Linked DNA regions of Homo sapiens: region 2 is linked to region 1. The links are chromatin loops, found by intact Hi-C in ENCODE. Cell type or tissue: endothelial cell of umbilical vein. All regions are shown on one strand.

What was found. Peaks named below come from ENCODE experiments on the same cell type or tissue, not always from the same donor. Only the 100,000 strongest peaks of a DNase experiment are listed, where the experiment ranks them.
Region 2: it touches region 1 in a loop (5-fold over the local background); 4 of 110 quality-filtered maps call a loop at or near these places.

What each region holds. Positions count from the first base shown.
Region 1 is chr3:11,494,823-11,497,322 of GRCh38, forward strand. The region is part of intron 20 of ATG7 (autophagy related 7); the gene reads left to right. Among named protein-coding and RNA genes, the nearest start is that of VGLL4, 150 kb to the right of the region's middle. In endothelial cell of umbilical vein, no CTCF peak of the experiment used is centred here; a DNase peak (open chromatin) is centred at 1,419; H3K27ac peaks cover 2,238 bases.
Region 2 is chr3:11,547,804-11,550,303 of GRCh38, forward strand. The region is part of intron 20 of ATG7 (autophagy related 7); the gene reads left to right. Among named protein-coding and RNA genes, the nearest start is that of VGLL4, 95 kb to the right of the region's middle. In endothelial cell of umbilical vein, no CTCF peak of the experiment used is centred here; a DNase peak (open chromatin) is centred at 1,128; H3K27ac peaks cover 903 bases.

The DNA.
Region 1 (2,500 bases):
CAGCACTTTGAGAGGCCAAGGTGAGTGGATCACGAGGTCAGGAGTTCGAGACCAGCCTGACCAACATGGTGAAACCCCGTCTGTACTAAAAATACAAAAATTAGCTGGGCATGGTGGTGCACACCTGTAATCCCAGCTACTCGGGAGGCTGAGGCAGGAGAATCGCTTGAACCTGGGAGGTGGAGGTTGCAGTGAGCCGAGATTGCACCACTGCACTCCAGCCTGGGTGACAGAGCAAGAGCAAGGCTCCGTCTCAGAAAAAAAAAAGGCTTGAACAGATGTTCTCTAAGGCCCTGTCCAAACCTGACAGTCTATGACTGCTTATGTGCTCATGTAATCAAAGCAGACAGGGCAGGCTCAGTTGGGTACGTGGCTTAGACTCCCCAGGGAAGGAGGCAGGGATTGTCATGGACCTTGAAGTATGGACAGAATTAAGGATCATGGGATGAATGATGAATAAAAGCTGGACAGTAGGAAATGGAGATTGGGGCTTCCTGCTACAGGTAGTAGTGTACTGCTAAAGCTTTACCGGGTGAGGGATAAAGTGTCTCATCCTGAGGAGAGATGAGGCACTGAAATCCATGGACACCCTTGCTCTCAAGTGGTCTCATACAAGGAGACAGGCTGGCAGAGACCCCCAGACATCTTGATAATGCCAGCAACTCCCTGCGCTGTTGGTCAATAGAGAGAGGGTGCCCAGACCAAGCCACTGACTAGTTGTGCTCCAGAAGGGTGCAGGCAGTTTCCTAACGACTGGAAAAAGACAAACTGTTTAGGAGATGAGGAATTAGACTTAATGATCCACCTATGGCCGTATTTGAGGTTTCACATTTCTCCTAATGCTGTCTTTAAAACTCCTGAAGCTGTAAGTCAGTCATGACTGATGGCCATCATTCTAACAGCCGTGGATATCACCAAGTTTCTATTTTGCCGTGTTTCATAAATGTGGTTCTAGAGAACTCTAGCTTTGTTCTAGCCACTAGCACACATTTTCAAGTTTTATTTAACTTCCCACATTCTCCCTTTATTTTCTCTTAATGGAATGGCCAACAGCAAGATGCAAAATATATATAATGGATGTTAACGCAGTTCATGTGCACCGTAAGGACTTATACTATATTGTGTCATTTTCATAGGCGCGTCACGCTAGCATTTCCAGGCACTTTCCACATGGTAGCCCTATGACGTAAGTAAATTTGGGCATGCTCCCTGCATCACAGATGAGGAGGCTAAAGCAGGAGAGTTTAAGTGACACAGTGAGAGTGGGTACACAAGTACAGAGAATAGCCCATTCCGTGAGAGGAAAGGCCATTAAAAGGAGGACGTTATCGCTCTTTAACTAAAAAAAACATCCACAGAGAAAGGGTTTGGCATTGGCAAGGCCAAGTTAAACAGGATGCAGCATTCTCTCCAAGCGTTTCCACTGCTATGCAGCCTCTCCTCACACCGGTGCTTTTGGGTCACTTCCTAATCCCTGAATGGGTTCGCTGACCTGTAAGGAGCAGTGGGAGGTGGAGATTGCTTGCATAAACTCATTGAGGGAAGTGATCCTGCAAGTTTCCCAAGGATAAGAGAATGTTTTCCCTCCCTCCCTTCCTTTCTACTCTCCCTCCTCCCCTACTCTTGAAACAACCCTATCCCACCTACCATAGCACAAGCTGTAATACCAAGTTGCTCTTCTCTGAGGGCTGCTGAGGCTGGGACTTTGTGTCCTCGCTGGACCAGTGCATTAGGGACTATCAAAGAGATTACAATAGCCAAGGGCCATTTAAAGAAACCAGAGAATGCCTGCATGACTCTTCATGAAACCTTGACATTTAATAATCCCATCACAGGAGGGGTCCCAAATACTGTCTCATTTGATCTTGTTGTACCCTGTTTGAGTAAAGAATTGAGAGTGTTTTATGGGCTAATTCTGTGGGATGTATTATCATACTTTCTGAAGCTGGAAAAGAAAAATAAAGCTGTTAATACTTGGATCTAAAATAAACAAAAATCCATAGGCCTTTCCTTATGTCATGTCTTTTTATTATTTTTTATTTTATTTTATTTTTTGAGATGGAGTCTCGCTCTGTCACCCAGGCTGGAGTGCAGTGGTGTGATCTCGGCTCACTGCAACCTCTGTTTCAAGTGATTCTCCTGCCTCAGCCTCCTGAGGAGCTGGGATTACAGGCGTGCACCACCATGCCCAGCTAATTTTTGTATTTTAGTAGAGACGGGGTTTCACCGTGTTGGCCAGGCTGGTCTCAAACTCATCAACTCAAGTGATCCGCTTGCCTCGGCCTCCCAAAGTGCTGGGATTACAGGAGTGAGCCCCCACGCCCAGCCCCTAATGTCATTTCTGATGAAACCTTTATTGTATATTTCTCATGTTTGTAATTATTTCAGTTTCAAAATATGTTATTCTGGCCAGGCACAGTGGCTCATGCCTGTAATCCCAGTGCTTTGGGAGGCCAAGGTGGGTGGATCACTTGAGGTCAGGAGTTTGAGGCCAGCCTGG
Region 2 (2,500 bases), 53 kb after region 1:
ATTTGTGTCTTTTTCTGGAGAAATGTCTATCCAACATCTTTGCCCCTTTTTTTGTTTTGTTTTGTTTTTGAAACAGGGTCTTGCTGGAGTGTAAGTGGCATGGTCATGGCTCACTGTAGCCTTGACCTCCTGGGCTCAAGGGATCCTCCCACCTCAGCCTCCAGAGTAGCTGGGACTATAGGTGTGCACCACCACACCCAACTAGTTTTTAAATTTTTTTGATAGAGACAGGATTTCCCTGTGTTTTCCAGGCTGGTCTTGAACTCCTGGGCTCAAGTGACCTTCCCACCTTGGCCTCCCAAAGTGCTGAAATTACAGGCATGAGCCACCACGCTTGGACTTTTGCCACATTTTTAAATTGTGTTTTCTTTTTATTATTGCGTTGTAAATGGCCTTTGTATTTTTTCTTTAATTTCTTAAAGATGGGGTCTCACTATGTTGCCCAGGCTGGTCTCAAACTCCTGTCTTTATATATTCTAGATACAAGTCTCTTATCAGATACATGATGTGCAATTATTTTCTCTCATTCTGTGGCTATCTTTTCTCTTTCTTAATAGTGTCCTTGGAAGCACAAAAATTTTAAATTTTGACTAACTCCAGTTTACTTATTTTGTTGTTGCTTGTATTTTTGGTTTCCTTTTTTAGTCTTTAAAATATATAAGATATATGATTCAAAATTAAAAGGCATGCTCAGAGCAGTCTCGCCTTCATCCCCACCTGCCCTCTATAGGGAGGCATTTAAATTAATTTCTCCTTTTATCGTTCCTGTGTTTATATTTGCAAAATTAAAAACCTTTTTTTCTTAAACAAAGGTGGTATGCTACAGATACTCTGCATTTCTTTCTTCTTTTCTTTCACTAAAGAAATCCCGGAACTGAGCCCCCGTATCAGCCGATTGAACTCACTGTGTTTCAGGGCCACAGTAGTCCAGGTGTGGATGTGCATCAAATGGTTTAGTCAGCTGGTTCCCCGCTGAGGGCCTCTTGGGCCTGTTCCCAGTCTTTTCCTGTAAGAGATCATGCAGCAGGGGATAATATCCTTTCGTATAGTGGAGGTGTGTCTTCAGGACAGACTCCTAAAAGTGAGACGGCCGGGTCAAAAGTTAAGCCGTAGGAATCGTGGCTGTTGCCAGATTGTCCTCTGCAGGGGTTGGACTGCTCTGTGTGTCACCAGGGAGGTATGAGAGTGGTTCCACCACAGGCTCACAAACAGAACATATTGTGAAGCAGTGAGGTTCTTGCCAGCGTTATCTCAGTGCAGCTTTTTTTTTTTCAATCAGCTGTATTGTGTGATTTACATACAATGAAATACACCCACTTTAAGTGTCCAGTTTGTTGAGTTGTGACAAATTATCTACTTCCTGTCACCACAGATGGGTTTTTGCCCTTGTAGGATTTCATATAAATGAAATATGAAGTATGATGTCTTCTGTGTTAGGGTTGTTTTCTTAAAAACTGTATATATTCAAAGTGTGTAAGGTATCTTTATATCACATAGTGAAATGGTTACTACAGTCAAGGAAATTAACACATCTGTGAACTCCCATAGCATGTGGTGAGAGCACCTAAAATCTACTCTTAGCAAATTTCCAGTGTACAGTCCAGCATGATTAACAGTAGTCCTGTGCTGTATATCAGACCTCCAGACTATTCATACTACGTAACTGCCACCTTGTACCCCTCGTACCCTTCGACCCCATTCCCCACCCCTTCCAGTTGGGCTTCCTTGACCCAGGATAAAGACACTGAGATTCATATGTGTTGTCGCACCCATCAGTAGTTTAATGGCTTAGGAGTATCCACTGTACGGATACACCACAATTTCTCTGCTTTCCCGTTGATGATCATTTGTGTGGTTTCTAGTTTGTACCTATTCTGAGTAAGACTGCTGCGGACATTCTGGCTCAAGTTTTTCTGTGGACATGTGTTTTCGTTTCTTTGGAGTAAACAGGAGTGGAATGGCTGGATCACATGGTGAGCGCACACTTAAACAGTCACTAGACCTTCCTCCAAAGTGGTTTTGCCAGTTTCCATCCCCACTAGGAGCAGTGTGTGGGCCCTTCCTGCCCCACATCCTCACAGACATCGGGCATCGCTGGCCTTTAGCTTCAGCTCTCCGAGGAGGTGGGGTGCACTGTCTCTTTATGGTTTTGATTTGCATTTCCCTGAGGACTGCAAACTGCACGTCTTTTCTTATTTGCCATTATATTTCCTCTTTGGTGAAGTTTCTCTTCCAATCTTTTCCCCAAAAATCAAGTTTTTGTCTCTTTATTATTAAGTTGTAAGAGTTCTCTTTATTTTCTAAATACAAGTTCTTTTAATATAGAGATATTTTCTCCTAGTCTGCAACTTGCCTTTTCATTTTCTCAGTGGTATCCTTCCAAGATCAGAAATTTTAATTCTTGTGAAATGCAAACCCATTTTTTTTTCTGGTTAGTACTTTTTGTGTCTTAAGAAACCTTTGCATTTCCTTTATTATGAGTAGGGCTGTGCATCTTTTT